2 separate regions of the Homo sapiens genome follow, and region 1 is linked to region 2. A link is a loop called in an ENCODE intact Hi-C map of the cell type or tissue named here. Cell type or tissue: dorsolateral prefrontal cortex. All regions are shown on one strand. Links, peaks and the distances in the headings refer to the core of each region. The heading gives the core; the rest is flanking DNA. Region 1 has its middle 19 kb from the start of PTF1A. Region 2 has its middle 260 kb from the start of OTUD1.

What was found. Peaks named below come from ENCODE experiments on the same cell type or tissue, not always from the same donor. Only the 100,000 strongest peaks of a DNase experiment are listed, where the experiment ranks them.
Region 1: a loop joins it to region 2, with 2.4 times the contacts of the local background. A loop is called at or near these places in 5 of 110 quality-filtered maps.

What each region holds. Positions count from the first base shown.
Region 1 is chr10:23,169,297-23,177,633 of GRCh38, forward strand. No RefSeq gene overlaps it. Among named protein-coding and RNA genes, the nearest start is that of PTF1A, 19 kb to the right of the region's middle. In dorsolateral prefrontal cortex, for the core only: no CTCF peak of the experiment used is centred there; a DNase peak (open chromatin) is centred at 4,072; H3K4me3 peaks cover 3,974 bases; H3K27ac peaks cover 2,818 bases; H3K27me3 peaks cover 3,721 bases.
Region 2 is chr10:23,698,070-23,706,406 of GRCh38, forward strand. It overlaps a transcript of KIAA1217 not described here. Among named protein-coding and RNA genes, the nearest start is that of OTUD1, 260 kb to the left of the region's middle. RefSeq lists an enhancer at 4,894-4,943. In dorsolateral prefrontal cortex, for the core only: CTCF peaks have their summits at 5,009 (motif pointing left) and 5,218; a DNase peak (open chromatin) is centred at 5,002; H3K27me3 peaks cover 686 bases.

The DNA.
Region 1 (8,337 bases), core at 109-8,108, 530 kb before region 2:
AGAGGATTTCAAGAGTGGTTTTAGGGACTAATGCTAGAAGTGATGTACCTTACTTTTGCCTACATTCCATTGGCCAGGACTGAATTACACAGTCCAACACAGCTGCAGGAAAGGCTGGAAACTGTAGTTTAGCTCTATACAAGAGAAGAAGGAAACAATTTAGTGATCTCATTGCATATCTAGGGTGCTTATTAAAAAATTATGTTTTCCAAAATTATATACACACACATATATACATGTTTGTGTATGCATATACACACATATATACATGTATATGTATGCATATACATATAGATGCATATGCACACATATATATAATGTGCATATATAATATTATTTATATATATATATATAATGTTTTTTCCTGATGCTACTAGACCCACCAAATCATAAGTTTTGAAGTTAAAGCTGATGACTTTTATAGGTACTGAAGTTGGAGTGCTGGTCCAAAGATGGCTTTGATGGTTCCAGCACTAACAGTAACACCTCCTCTTTTCCAAAGTCTATCACTGTCATTGGTCTTCCTTAAATATCAGGCTGAGTCCCAAGAGTATTTTTTGCAAATCTTTCAGAAGTTGCAACAACTGTAGCATGAGGATTCTCAGGATGGTTTGTCCCCAACGCTAAGATTGCAACATCCCAGTAAGGATGTGAGTGAGCGTGCTGTTTGCCAGGTCTTTTTCTCGCCAGTTTTATTCTTACTCAAACAAAGGGAATATTGTGGGGCTTCACTGAGTGACACAAATGGAAGCTAGCCCACACAACTAAGATCTATTTGCTTTAGGGACACGGTTGAGGTCACTTTTCATTTTATGGGTACATCATTTTATGGGGGCACATGGGAGAGGTTTCTGTCTGATGTCAGTACTGCAAATAGTTGTTCTTCTGTGAGAAACCAGTTTACTTTTATCTTAGACCCCGTGAATCATGACATTTATTGTGTTTTTTCTTTGCATTGGGAACAATGAGGAGGTTTGGAGCCAGAACTTTAGAGCATCTCCAGCAAGTGTACAGAAATTAATTCCAGTTACATCTGATTTTTTCTACTTTCACTCCAAATATTTTCATTTACTTATTTTCTGATCTTGTTAAAGTACACATATTTGCGCATACTACTTAATATGTATTTTGAATGAGCAGGGTATAAATAGATTTTTAACTGTTAAATATGATATTACAGGCATGGTGGCTCATGCCTGTAATCCCAGCACTTTGAGAGGCTGAGGCAGGTGGATTGCCTGAGCTCAGGAGTTCAAAACCAGCCTGGGAAACATGGTCGAACCCTGTCTCTACCAAAAATTAGCTGGGCTTGGTGACTAGTGCCTGTGGTCCCAGCTACTCGGGAGGCTGAGATGGAAGGATCGCTGGAGCCTGAAAATTTGAGCCTGTAGTGAGCTGTGATTATGCCACTGCACTCCAGCCTGAGTGACAGAGTGATACCCTGTCTCAAAAAAAAAGATGATATTGTGACAGAAAAATGAACAGAACAGGTCCTTGGTCTTTTTACCATATTTTAGCCCAAGGAAAATTCTTCCTATAAATGGCACACATGAAGCCTTAATCACTGGGTTTGACCCAGTACTAACTGAGCTTCCCTAGAGATCTCAGAATAGATTCATTAATTAAAACCGCATATACCTTTCCAAGATGATTCTGTCTCAGTTATTTCTTTCCTGAGATAGAATCACCCCAATTTGGGCCCAGAGGCAGTGAAGAACTTAAATGTCATCAGGAAGAAGTGTTGAATGGACCACTCTTGTCTTTGATAAATTTTGCTCTTGCCTGAAACTTCTCCACCATAATGTTTAGATCAGACGATGAAAACAAAGTGAGAAACAGTCAGGCATCCTTAAGACATTGCATGACTATTATTTAGTAAAAATTTTCCCACATTGAATTGAATAAGTAAGTTATGGAGCAGATTGAGAGAAAGGTATCTAAATGTCCATTCAATTAACTAAACTTTATTAGACACTGTCACTGTGCTTTCATGTTATTTTTATTACACACACGCGCGGGCGTGCGCGCACACACACCCTCCCCCCCATCCCCCCAACGGAAACAAGCACACACCCGGGACGGGAGGTATTAAAAAGGTGTGATCCCCTTGCTTTTAGATTTGAGCAGATGGCCCATGGTTTGAGGCGGTTGCCTCCGCAGGCTCGGCCTTTACCTTCAGCACCAAGGCCAGCGCACCTGGCTCCACGAGGCTCCCAGAACCTTCGCCATTCCGGGACTCTCATGCCCAGAACTGCAATAAAAAATGTTATTTCTCAATGAAATTCACCTTCCTAACTCATGAATTGCGCTTCATTCATTGCTCTTCACGAAGTGGTCATTGGTACCAGCAGGAAAAGTGTGAGACAAGGAGAAACGAAAATGTCCAACGTATTGGAGACCTGCCCCCTTACACACATGCACGCACGCTCACACACACACAACCAGATGGTCCGGATGTTGGTTGAGTTTTGCTCTCCTCACTCCTCAGGGACCCAGTTCCTCTTTGCACGGGGAAGCAGTTAGGAAGAGCATCCCTTTCCTCCAGTCCCAATAAGGAGCGATTCCTGAGCGAGGATTGGGAGGGGAGGAACACCAGTGCTCAGGTCTCTGAGTTTCTAAGGTTTGTCCTCCCACGGAGGTTTTTATCCTTGGGGCTTATGTATAGTTTTTGACTTTAAGGCACACAAAGACAACCTACCCAAAAGATTGCCATTCCCAATTAAAGTCCTAATGAAAACAGCCCCGTGAGGAAGACACATCAGACATTGGTTCCCATTTCATGGATGAGAAAACTGAGCCCAAGAGGTTAAGCTACTTGCCCAAGATAACACAGTGAGTCACCGACAAAGACGAACCCCAAAGCTGGATTTCCAATATTCTTTTCTGCTTGCCTTTCCTCACTAAGATGCATATATTTACCAACTGTCACCACGATCCGCAGTTCTTCGCCCCTCCCTCTGTCCCAATTATCTAGAAACAAAAAGAGTAGAAAATCGAAAATGAGATGGAGGTCGGCAGGGGTGTGAGGCCACGGATGGCTGCTGCTTCCTTGCTTCCTTCTTTTGAAGCCAGAATCGACTCTGCTCTTGCTCGATGACAGCCCCTCGCCGGAGGCGCGGCTCCTGGCCTCTGCGGGGGTCCGCGCAATCCGGGCGCCTCCAGCTGCCCCCCTCCTCCGAGGGTCGCAGCCACAGAGCGCAGGCCCAAGCTGGGGCAGACCAAGGGCGGCTGGGGTGCTCATGCCGGTGCCGGCATCACTGCCGGAGCCGCCCTGGGCGCACTGCACCCAGCGCTGCTTCTCTCGCTGGTTCTGTGCCGCTGCTCCTCCCGATGCTTGGGGGACCGCAGGGAGGCCGAATGACAACCGGGGAGCCTCGGGGCCGCGCCTGAGGCCCAGAGTCTGGGCTGTGCAGAGCGCAGAGCCCCAGCTTCCCCAGCTCCCTCCTGGATTAATGCTTGGTGCCAGGGAGAAGCGCAGGGCTCTTTCCGCCTCCTCCCCAAGTGCACCCGGGCGCGCTTCCATCTGATTAGAATGTTTCTTCCATCTTATTAGAATGACAGTAGCTTTCAAGTCATTCATTATGAGAAGAATTTTAGTCTTAAAAGAAAAAAGGGAGTCCCACTGTAATTGTGAGTTGTAATAAATGCAAACTTCTGGTGCCTTCCTCTGCAGCATGGAAGACAGTAAAAAATGTGTCTCGTCCAAACGCACCCCCTCTCCAAGCCCATTGTGAAGTCAGTCGCCAACAAAGGGGACGTGTGAATATTCAACACCGACTCTTTCACTTGTTTTTTCCGGAATCCCTGAGTCGACTCACCCCCTCTCCTTTTTTTTTTTTTTTAAATGGGCGAATACCTGTTTAAGTTTTAAAAGCACATGGAAATTGCCCGCGAGCGACCATATAATTTGATTTGCCAGGCAATCTGCAGAGCGATCGCACGTCATTTATAATGTTCATTGAGCATTTTGCCTAATTGTGTCTGTCTCTGAAAGGGCAGCGCACCCCCTCCCGACCGCTAGCAGCACAAGTGGCGACATTCCCATGGAGCGGCCGCGCCGCAGCTTGCCGCATTCAGCGCGGACGGCCTGGCCGCGCGCTTCCCCGCCCGGACGACCGGGCGCGCCTGACACTAATAGCTCGCGGCTCAGGTACGAGCGGGCGCCGCATTTGACTCAATTCAATTCACAACCGGCCGCGCTTGCAGGTGTCGCCTTTTGAAACCGCCATTCAGGCGGCCGCTGTTCACTTCTCGCTGCGCCGCGGGTTCTGTAGAAGCGCAAGAATGGGGCTGATTATTCCGGTGCCCACATGCCGCCCCCACACGCCCCCACCCCCGTCCGGCGCAAGACTTCCCTTGGCCAAAAGAGGCGTTTAATTAGTTCTGGGGCCGCGGAGAGCCAGCGTGGCCGACAAAGCCCGGCTCCCCAGGTAACCCGGGTTCCCTGCGGACCCGGGAGGGGGCGCGCGGGGCCGGAGCACCGGCCTTGGGCTGCGCGCTCCCTCCGGCGACACTGCCGTCCCCCTGGCCTCCGGCCCGGTCCCCCGCAGGCCAAAGGCTCATCTGCCGGGCTTGGGTGGCCCGGGCCAGCGCCGCCTGCGGTCCCCGAGTGCGGCTGGCTCTAAGGCCGGCGCCCTCTCCCCGGCTTTCAGTGCTCAGAGCCAGGCCAGCGGGAAAGAAGGCAGCATGGTCCGCAAAAGACAGGTGGCAGTGGCAGTCTTGCATGATACTTGTCCTTCTTCCCTGTTCCCCATTTTGGGGAAACACTGGAAACACTTTTCTCTTTATGCGCATTCGCGTCTCAGCACCGAGTGCTCCAAGCCCTGCGCGCAGCGCCGGGCTTGGAAGGCGGCGAATGGCTGCCTAGCCGCCGCCCCTACTAGTGACACTCGGCCGCCAGCCCCCGCCCAGGATGTGCACATCTGCTGGCAGCACTGGCCCGGGTGGCAGTCACCGGGCCACCCACTCCACAGGTACAACCGCACCCAATCCAACCTGGAACTCGGAGGGCTGTGCGCGCCGAGCTGGGATCGCGCCCCAGCGAGCCGGGCCTTTGGCTGCGCCAGGGCCCAGGCCGAGTCATCCCGCCGCTCGCGTCGCCGCGAGGCGGGACACCGTGTGATACCTTTGCCGTGGGCTGGGCGTCGGCCGCGGGGCGGAGAGCGGGTGTCCCACCTCGCCTCATCATTTGATTTCCGCCAGCGTCTGAGGACGGCGCACCCAATTCGTTCCACTCGCTGCGCTCTGTGAACCAGCGGCGGGCAGGGCGGGGGAGGCCGGGCTGGGGGAGGGCAGGGTGGTCCCAATCCCCCGCCCCCGCCCCGCCGGCCTCGCGGAGCACAAGTGTTGGGATTCCCACGGGCAGGCGTGCTCTGCGGCTGGAGGCCCGAGCGCCCAGGGCCCAGGAGACGTGGCGGACACAGAGGGGTTTGTAGGCACGGTGACCTCCGTGCTCCTGCTCTGAAAGGGCCTGAAAGGAGCGGTTTATGGTGCATTACCAGTCAAGGGCTCAGGTACCAGCGCCTTGTGTCGGGAACCCGGGCGGCCGCCCGTGCTGCAGGTGTCTGCTATACAAACGCCCCGGGAGGGGGAGGGCAGGCCGCCGGATTGGGGGCCGGGGAGGGGCCTCCGGCCTGGCCTGCTCCTGCCACTCGCGCGGTTTCGCTCTTGCTCCTCTGCAGCCATAGCAGCCAGCCAGGGGTGCAGACGGAGATCCTAGCTGCCGGGACAGAAAAAGCTGCAGGGGCCTGGCTGCCCAGTCCCGATTTGGTTTCAAGACTAACGGCAGCAGGAGGTCACAGGAGGCTTGAACCTCTCCGGGGAGACAACCGCTGTGCCGGGGAAGAAACATTTTGCCCATATGTTGGGCTGCTTGGGCCTCCAGAGGCCTGCCAGGATTTAACTTGAACTTTCCAGGTAGGCCTGCCCTCTCCTTGTCTATCTTCCTGTGCAAAGAAGGGCCTGAGCCCAGGCGCATTTAGCAGCTGTTCCTGGTTAAACAGCAGTGTGGCCTTCTCACTGACCTCTCCCAACGCCACAGTCGCTCCCTGCCCAGAAGAAACCACGGAAGGTACGTTAGCTTCTTTGGGCTGCACCAACAGCTATGCCTTTAGTGGGTCACTCCTGTACCCGTCTGTGTCCCGAAGGCCTGACAAACCAAGAAATTTAGCCCCCCACCCCCACCCCCTCAAGCTGGCTTCTAAAGCAAAACCTTAAAATGCTTTTTTTCCTTAGGGAGGAAATTGTCAATGGAGTTTACTCTCTAGGTAAGCCCCAAAAAGTCTTCACACGGCGGAAATACTGAAAAAGAAAAATAGCACAAGAAATACGGCTATAATATTAAGACAATTTTAAAAAGAACAAGTGGTGTTTAATAATACTCAGGGCCAACTTGAAGAAAAGATGAGGGAGACAGAAATGTTGGGTGTGTCTAAAGGGAACTTCAAAAGGTTTTAGAGCTTGTCTGTCTTGCCTAATATTAGCTGGAAATTTCCTTTCCCTTAATGCAAGGCCACCACCCTCATTACTTTTATATGTGTCATCAATTATTAGGATTCGTTTTTGACCAGATAAAAGAAAATGATTTTCTTAAAGTAATAGAGAAGTTGGTCCAGGAATAAGGCAGTTGGCCAAGGATAAGGAAGATGGGTGTGTGTCTGAAAAGGACTGTTTGCAAGGAGAATAAAGGGGAGAAAATAGATTCCTCACAGGGTGAAAGTCTTTCCCATCTGCAAAAATAACGGAAAAGTCACCCCTGACCTTTCTTTTATCACATTCACAACTCTACTTCTTAATAAGTTCCTCCAGATAGGGGTCTCAATCAAGTTCATTGCCTTTATTCAGTCTTCATCAGTCTGCACCCCAATCTCACATTGAAACTGTTTTTAATCATTTTACCAGCAATTTCCATGTCCCCCAATTTAGGGCCAATTTACAGACCTTAGTTTGCCTAAAATTGCAGTAACAGGCCCACCATTCATCCTGATGGCAAAAGCAGAATCCTTAGTATCATCTTTTCCTTCTCTCTTTTTCCAATTCCCACATTCAATAAGTTCAGAAATCCTAGTAATTCTTTCCAAAATCTCTCTCCAATCTGCCCAGTCACCACCCAGTTCAGTCCTTCACAATATCCCAGCTGTTCTGCTGCCACGGCCTTCTGCTCAGTCTCCCTGCCTGTAGTCCTGCCTTGCTTCCATCCATTCTCCACAGCGAAGCCCCAAGCACCCTTCGTAATTGGTAAACTGGATCATGCTATCCCCCTGGGTAAAACCGTTTGTCGGCTTTCTATTCCCAAATTAATTATAGGTAAGTTATAAAGATGTGCTGCTATACGAGTCAGTTATATATATTATAAAGAATGCATAGGACACACAATTTTTCTAAAAAAAGATAAAAAATGTAGATGATAGTTCTGATAGTTTCTTCCTATACCCCTATAAGGTTTATCCAATCTGCAAATGACTATCTATATGATGCCCATCTCCATAACACAGTTTACAAGGTCTTCTTTGATCTAGATCCCATCTACATTTCCATCCTTACCATCCCTCTTTACTTCATCCTTAATAAAATCCTTTTTTAAATAAAATTTTTTATTTCTTCAAATTTCATGATGATCATTCTGTTTCATGTTACTGTCTACCTCTAATCCTCATTTTCAATCCTCCATATGCCCCATGGAAAAAAGGATATGTTGTACCTACTGTTCTGTTGCTAGTGTTTAATGCTAGCAACAGACAGAACAGTACATAGAAGAGATATTCCAAGCACACTTCCCAGCACACAACAGGTGCTTAATAAATGTGTGTTACAGACATGAACATCGTGCTTCTTTAAGGCAGCCACGTTTTCTATGAAATAACTCAAAATCAGAGAAAGCTGATCCATAGAAAATGAAAAGGATGAAGATGTGCAGAAGGAAAGAGAAAGAAGCACAGGAAAGACAGAGACAATGTCCAGGCATCTTTCTAGATCATGATGTGTTGACTAGTGTACAAGTTTAGCTGCTCTACTGTAAAAAGTTTACAAATATGAGATACAAGTTTATTTACTTCTCATAGAGACAAAACAAAGCTGGATAGGTATTCCAGGCTTGGTATGGGCTCTAAATGATGTGGGGGACTTCAGTTCCTCTTGTGTATTTGCTCATCTATCCTCAACGTGTAGCTTTCAACTCATGGTTCATAGTAGCTGCTCCAACTCCTCCTGTTGCCTCAGCATCCCAACCAGTGGAAAGAGGGGAAGTGACAATATAGGACATGTCTTTCTCCTTCAAAGACTGAGTCTCAAAGCTTGGCCTCATTTCTGGTCACAACCCATTACTTAGAAATTAGTTTC
Region 2 (8,337 bases), core at 23-8,022:
ACTTACAAAATGAGATTATTGTAATTACATGATTTAATTAGGCACTGAAAATCAAAATATGTTGATGTAGAGCATTGCTTTGTTTGGGGCTTTGTATTCTGTAGTTAATGTCATTAATTTAGTATACCAACACTGAGAAGCAATTTGTAATTTGTGAATAGGAAAAAAATAGTATATTTTCCATTATTGAGTATCTTGCAGATATTTAAGACATCAGAGCTCTAGGAAGAGTATTGTGATTGTGGATAATTTATGGTGGCTTAAAATTTATATTGTAGAAGTAAATGTAAAGAAATACTAAAAATGGTAGCTAAATGTTGGAATTCTTTAACCAAACATTGAGATGTTTCTTCTGTGGTAGATCTTTGATTTGGATTATTTCCAGAACTGCACTGTTAGATCAAATGACAATTTGAGTGAGTCTTGAAATTTGGCAAGAAGCACACTCTAGGAGGCAGAAGTTTATTTTGGAAATTTAGTTAAGGGACAGAAATGCTGAGGTTATAGGAATGTGGGGTCGTAGATTACCGAGTTTAGAAAATATCTGGCCTCATTTTGCAGATGAGAAAACTGGAGCCAAAATAGTGAAGGGTCTGCATTTCCCAGGATCACACTCAAATGCATGAGTCCCTTATGTTGTCGACCGTAGGCTTAAGAGAAAAATCACACATTCAGGATACCTAAATCCAGGGGCAGTCTAACGGATCGGCTATCCTATTTTTTTTTCCTTTTTGAGACAGGGTCTTGCTCTATCGTCCAAGCTAGAGTACAGTGGCATGATCTCTGCTTACTGTAGCCTCAACCTCCTGGGCTCAAGCAATCCTCCGATCTCAGCCTCCCAAGTAGCTAGGACTGCAAGTGTACACCACCGTGCCTGGCTACTTTTTGTAGGCACAGCCTCCTGCCTCAGACTCCCAAAGTGCTGGGCTTACAGGCATGAGCCACTGCACCTGGCTGGGTCTGCTATCCTTGAATTTGTCTTTTCTCTCATTCTCTCTGGCTCACACCGTCCAGTTGCTCCCATCTCTGAGAGCGGTCTCCCATGCCAACCCCCTACTTTCACTGCTCCTTCTGCCTGATCAGGTCCTTCTGAGGACAGGGCAGCAAAGGACTTGGTTGGGGTCCTGTGGCTCCCAGTTTCAGACACGGGCCTGGTCCTAGGCAGAGCTGTGAAGTCAGTGAAGCTTGGACTGGGTGTTCCCCACATCTTCTTTCCTACATGTGGACACCAATGTACATCAAAGAATCACAGTTTCAGACACAGAAGGGACTGCGAAGACCATCTGGTTCATTTTAGAGATGAGGGAACTTGGGCCCAGAAAACGTTCTGTAGTTTTCATGACACAGCCATGGTCAGGATCTCCTGGGTGGTATTGGTGCTCCTTTTGACTGCTTGTGCTCTCTTCTCCATTGGATGGTGCTTGCATCTGATCACTCCATAAAGTGAGCATGTGGACTCTGGAAGGAGGCACCTGTGTCAAGTTCCAACCCTGTCTCTCCCCACCTATGCAACTATGGGCAAATTACTGAAGTTGTCCAATACTTCCCTTTCTTTTTCTTTTCCTTTTTTTTAGAGACTGGGTTTCTCTTTGTCACCCAGGCTGGAGTGCACCATTTCAATCATAGCTCACTGCAGCCTCGAACTCTTGGGCTCAAGTGATCCTCACACCTTGGCCTCCCAAAGTGCTGGGATTACAGGCATGAGCCACTGTGCCCAGCCATTGCTTTCTTTATTAATAATTTTTTATTTGTTTTGTTTTATAGCTTAATATAATTGCTTTTCCTCCAGATCGTAAGTTTTAAGAAGGGAAGGAACCAAGTGTTTCTTGCTCACTACAGGTCTAAGACCTAGCATACTGTTTGGCACACAATGGACACTTGATGAAAATTTGTTGAATAAAGGAGTAAATGAATAAAAGAATGAGTGAGTGAAGTATGCATCACTTAGATAGAACTGGAATCTTAATCATGAGAGCCACAGCCTTCTAAAGATTCTAACTGTGAAGTACTGTTTCCTTTGCTAACATTACTTTATGGATAGACGTGACCCTAATATGCCTGCTCCCTGCTTCTCTCACTTATTCCTTCTCTCAGTAAGTGGCAGCCCCATTTTTGTCATTACTTGAGCCAAAAACCTCGGAGTCATCCTCTTACAGAAAGCATTCAACCCATTAACCAATCCTGCAGCTAGGCCTTCATTATGTAATCCCAATCTGACCAGTTATCACCACATCCCTTCCTGGCAGCCGAGACCAAGCTGCAGTCATATCCCTGAATTATTGCAGTGACTTCCCAACCTCTCTCTGCTTCCATCCTTGTACCACCCCCAAAGTCTAGATTCCATACACAGCCACAGCAATACTACTAACACATAAGGCAAATAATGTGACTCCTCTGCTTAAATTTTATAATATTTTCCCATTTCTCTCATAGTAAAAAAAAAAAAGCCCTTACAATTACAAATAAGATTCTACATGATCTACCTGCTCTGACTTTCTGATTTCTCTACAACTTCCCTCTTTAATCACCATGCTTCCACCACATTGCCATCTTCCTGTTCCAATAACACACCACACTTGCTGTCATCTAAGTAACTTTGAACTTATCTTTGAACTTCTCCAGATAACCTGCTTGACTTCTCCACTTCCTTCAAATGTTTTCTCAAGTTCATCTTTTCAATAAGGTCTTTCTTGGCTACACTATTTTAAATTACATCCATCTAACTTTCTATCCTTTTTTGCACTAATTTCCCTTTTAGCTCTTTGGCTATAAGAAATTCCATACATTTGATTCACTTCCATCTTTTGTTTCTCTCCCCTACTAGAAGGTAAACTCCATAAAGGAAGAGATTTTTTTTTTCTGTTTTGCTCATTTCTGAATCCCTAGTGGCTAGAACAATTCCTGCCACATAGAAGGTAGTCTGTAAATATTTCTTGAATAAATAAATGGGAATAAAATAGTACCTATATCATAGAGTCTTGTTATGATTAAATGAAACCATGCACATTGAGTGTTTAGCACAGCGTCTGGCACTTGGTACATGTTTATTTAGTATAAGACATTATTATTATGGTGTCATCTCAGTTCTCCTGGCCTTTTAGTCCCTCTTCTGGCCAGAATTGTGGTCAGAGGCAGAACTCTTCTAGAATCCCTAATACTATTTTTGGAAATGACTTTGAAGAAGTCCCAATGGCTGTTTACATCTGCTGCTGAAGATAAGTAGGAAATAAATGCATTTATCTCTCCAAGATATGGCATAATCCTTTCCGTGAAATACTTTCTGTCTTAGGGATGCTGGAAGGTTGCGGTTGTGCCTTTCATCCTCAGGGTGAGAGAGCCACATTCTCTCATGTCCATGCAAGTCGTCCTCAAATGGGTTGGCCACCTGTCTTGGTTTTTCACAACTTTCCTGTCTCTCACTTTTGGGTTTGCCTCTTGCTGGTCTTAACATAGCTGTTCTCACTGATGGCCTCCTGAACCAGCAAAGTTTAGCTGGAGGAGTTATGAGGTCGTATCAATTAACCAATGAAGCATTACATGAACAACAAAAACTAATAATAAAATGACCCCTGTAAAGCCCTCCCTAGGGCTAGTAATAGCCTGTATAAATAGCCTAAATAAATACTTCTTACTTGCTTAATAATAGCCTGTAGCTGTTTAAATGCCCTGTTGTCTGGGTTGATAGGATATTTTCACAGCTTTACCAGGACATTGTGAGCAGATATTGCGTGTACGTGTTAAAGTTTAGTACCTTATTACATTTATGTATAAATTAGCATACTATACAGATCGTAATTCCTACTAGCTCAAAGCAGTCAAATTTTAGAAGTTGACTCCACAAATAGCACCTTCAGTCCTGAGTGTTTACAATGGTTTTGCTTTACCAGAGAAAAATGTCATGTTGTGCCCATTTTTCATGCTAGAAATAGAAAGAGAGCCTTGGGTTTAGTACTTGTAGGTTACCAGGTCTTTTCTTAGCCTGCTCCATGACCTTGTCCAATTTCCATTAGATTACAGTGGCTTTTCTGGAGCCAGGAAAAGTTACTACAGCAGCAAAAATGGGGCCAACAACCTTAAAGTGCAGCATATCTATGAGAAATTCATTTTATTGTAACTGTAAAAGAGATGCAGACAGTACAGTTCTTTAGGGAAGAGGGAGAGAAGAGAAGTGAACAGAGAACTTGGGGTGGGTGGGAGGAATTTGGACTCCAGTTATAATCATACAATGAGACAATGAAATGAAAGAGGGAGTGACTTTCTAAGGGGTACACATTATTTTTTCTTTTGCCTAGTTCATAAACACATTTTATTCTGAACACTCTTCATAAGTAGGTTGTTGGGAAGTATTTTCTAATAGAAACAACATTATATGTGGAATGTAGGTTTCCAGCTGCCTTGGGGAAACCTATTTAATTTATGGCTGAGCATTCAAAAATAATACTATAGTTTGCTTTTTCATATGGGAAAATGAGTCTTAATTTGTAATTAATAAAATCTTAATTGCCATCATGTTACACCATGAAGATTCAGGTTGGGCATTTTTGTAAGTAATCTCTTCCTTGACTCCTTGCTAGTTTACTTAACAGAACAGGAGAATACACACACACACACACACACACACACACACACACACACACACAAATATATTGTATTTTGTTGTGTATGATACATATATAAAACATACTTATATAATCACTCTACTGAACAGACAATATCGAATCCACTTTATTTGCTACTTAAAAATTAACATAAATAATATTAAGTTAATAAAATGTAGCCTCCGGAGTAGCTGGGACTACAGGTGCATGCCACCTCGCCCGGTAATTTTTTGTATTTTTAGTAGAGACGGGGTTTCACCGTGTTAGCCAAGATGGTCTGGATCTCCTGACCTTGTGATCCGCCCGCCTCGGCCTCCCAAAGCGCTTCTGGTTGCCTTTTTTTGCCCTCTGTATTCTGGTCCCTCGGGCTCCTTGATGCAAAGTGTGACCAGCCCTCCCCCTAGTGGCGATTAGAACATCTTCCCTCCATGCCCTGGTTAATGCCAGGAACTTGTTTTCACCTGCTATAGTCCTGGCATGTGGGCTGGGCGCTTCTCCTTCTCAGCAGTCTCCAGAGATCGGGAGTGGAGACCCTCCTGGCGGTCACCTATATGTATAGAGCAGAGAGATGTCCCAGCAAAGAAAGTGCAGTGTGGGAGTGGTGGAGGGAGGATCAGAGAGACACTTTGAGTCTGAAGTTTCTTTTCTTTGCAAGAACGGGACATTGCCCTATGTACTTCCTGATCTGCACCTAGCTTTATACCATGGCGTCCCATCTGCAAATTCCCTGTGGACTAAAAATCTGATTGTAGGTTTCTTCCCTGTTCTCTGATTTCTGAAAAGTACAAAGACGACAAGATTTTCGGAAGGTTTTTATTTGAGATACGCTGGCTCTCTGCAGGGGGAAAAAAGCCCTGATTTGAACTGTTTGCCAATTTCTGTATCGTAAATATTTCTGCTGTGGCCAATTACAACATGACATCAACTGACTTAAAAAGTCTTAAAAACTTAACAGTTGGCTCTCGTGAATATGTACAAACTGGTCCCCATACTGCACTGTTTTCACGGCTAACAATGATGTAAAAGAAAGGGTATGTTTTCCTCTTATTCTTTCTCCTCCTCCTCCTCCCCTTTTCTTCTTGGTAAATGTAGAGAAAATAAAAGGTATAGATCAGGGGGTCAGCAAACTTGTTGTATAAAGGCCCAGAGAGCAAACATATTTTAGACTTTGCAGTCCGCACTGATTTTTGTCACATACTCTTTTTTATTTTTTAAAAAGTCCTTTGAAAATGTAAAAACTGCATTTTTGTTTTTGTATTGCCAAAGAGCAATACAAAAACAAAAACAGGTTGAGAGTTAGATTGGGTTTGTGGATCTTCATTTGCTGATCCTTGGAATAGAACATCAGGGTGGGTCTTTGGAAACCGAGGACTGGTGTAATATATACAATATACTATATATATATACACAATATATATGTGTGTATGTACTTTGTATTATGCACACACATACACATATATGCATGTATGTGTGTGTGTATGTGTGTGTGTGTGTGTGTGTGTGTGTATATATATATATATATATATATATATATATATATATATAGTGAGCTCAGTGGTAAATAAGGAGAAATATGACCCCAGGGCTTCTTTTTTTCTTTCCTTTCTTTTTTAAAAAACAGCTTTATTGAGATATAATTCTTATAGTGTACAATTCATCCATTTAAAGAGTATAGTTGCATTTTTAAAAACAAATTTATAAGGTCATGCAACTACCACCACTATCTAATTTTGGAACATTTTCATCTCCCCTAAAAGAAACTCCCCTACCCAGTAGTTGCGGTTCCCTTCTTACCTTCCAGCCTGTCAGCCCCTGAAAACTGCTCATCTACTTTCTGTTTCTATGGATTTGCTGATTTTGGACATTTCATGTATATGGAATCATAACAGTATTTATCCTTTTGTGATTGGCTTCTTTCACTCTGCGTAATGTTTTAACTGTTCATCTGTGTTGTTGCATGTGTCATTAATTCCTTTCTTTTTATTGCCAAATAAAAGTTCATTGTATGGATATACCACATTTTATTGTCCATTTATCAGTTTATGGACATCTAGGTTGCTTCCAATGTTTGGCTATTATGAATAATGCTGCTATAAAGACTAAAATACAAGTCTTTTTATGGGTATATGTCTGTATTTCTCCTGGATAGACCCCTAGTAGTGGAGTTATTGGGTGATATGATAACTATGTTTAGCATTTTAAAGAACTGTCAAACTGGTTTCCAGAGCAGCTGCATCATCTTACATTCTTGCTGTCAATATGAGGGTTCCATTTTCCTCACATCTTTGCCAATACTTAACTCTTTTTTTGAGGATAGTCATCTTTCTGGATTTGAAATGGTATCTTGTGGTTTTGACTTGCATTTCGCTAATGACTAATGAGGTTAGGTATCTTTTCATGTGCTTATTGGACATTTGCATATCTTCTTTGGAGAAATGTCTATTCAAATTCATTGTCAACTTTTAAATTGGTTTGTCTTTTTATTATTGAGTGAGTTGTTAAGTGTTCTTTATTTTAGGTACAAGTTTCTTGCAAATATTTTCTCTCTTCCTGTAGGTTTTCTTTTCAGTTTCCTGATGGTTTATTTTGCAACACAAAAGTTTTAATATGTTGATGAAGTACAATTATCTGTTTTTTTTCTTTTGTTGCTTGTGCAACAAATGCAGATTCATTAAGATTTATTCCTGTGTTTTCTTCTAAAAGTTTTGTAATTTTAGCTCTCTTAATTTGTCTACATTTTATTTTAAGTAAAGATTTTTGTATATGGTGTGAGGAAGGGATTCAACTTTATTTTTATGCATGTGGATATTCAATTGTCCCAGCAACATTTGTGAAAAGTAATCAAATTTTCTTGACAGCCTTGTTGAAATCAATTGACCATAAATGTGAGGGTTTATTTATGGGGTCTTAATGTTATTTTATTGATCTGTATGTTCATTTTTATGCCAGTACCACATTATCTTGGATACTGTAGCTTTGAAATAAGTTTTTAAATTGGAAATTGTGAGTTATTCAACTTTGTTCTTATTTTTTAAGATTGTTTTGGCTATCTCAGTACTTGAGTTTCCACATACATTTTAGGGCCTGCTTATCAATTTCTGTGAAAAAGAAAAAAATAAACAGAGAGACAGCGCCAGCTGGGGTTGTGGTAGGAATGGTGTTTAGTCTATAGATCAATTTGGGAAGTAATGTCATCTTAACAATATCAATTCATTTGATACATGAGCATGGTATGGCTTTCCATTTATTAAGGTCTTAATTTTTTTCAACATTGTTGCATAGTTTTAAGAGTATACATTTTACATAAATTTTGTTAAATTGATTTTTAAGTATTTTATTTTAAATGTTGTTGTAAATGGAATTGTTTGCTTAATTTGATTTTTGAATTGTTCATTGCTAGTATATGAAAACACAATTGCTTTTTTTTATATTGGTCTTGTGCTCTGCAACCTTGCTAAACAAATTTATTTGTTTTAATAGCTTTTTGGTAGATTTTTAAAGGATTTTCTCTATGCATGATCATGTCATCTGTGAATAGACAGTTTTATTTATTTCTTTCTAATCTAGATGTGTTTTTCTACCTCCCTCCCTTTTTTACTTCCTTGCCTAATTGTCCTCGCTAGGTCCTGTAATACAATGTTAAACAGAAGTAGCACAGGTGGACATCCTTGTCTTGTTCTGGATCTTAGAAGTAAAAGCACCCAGTCTTTCACCATTAAGTATAATGCTAGCTGTAGGT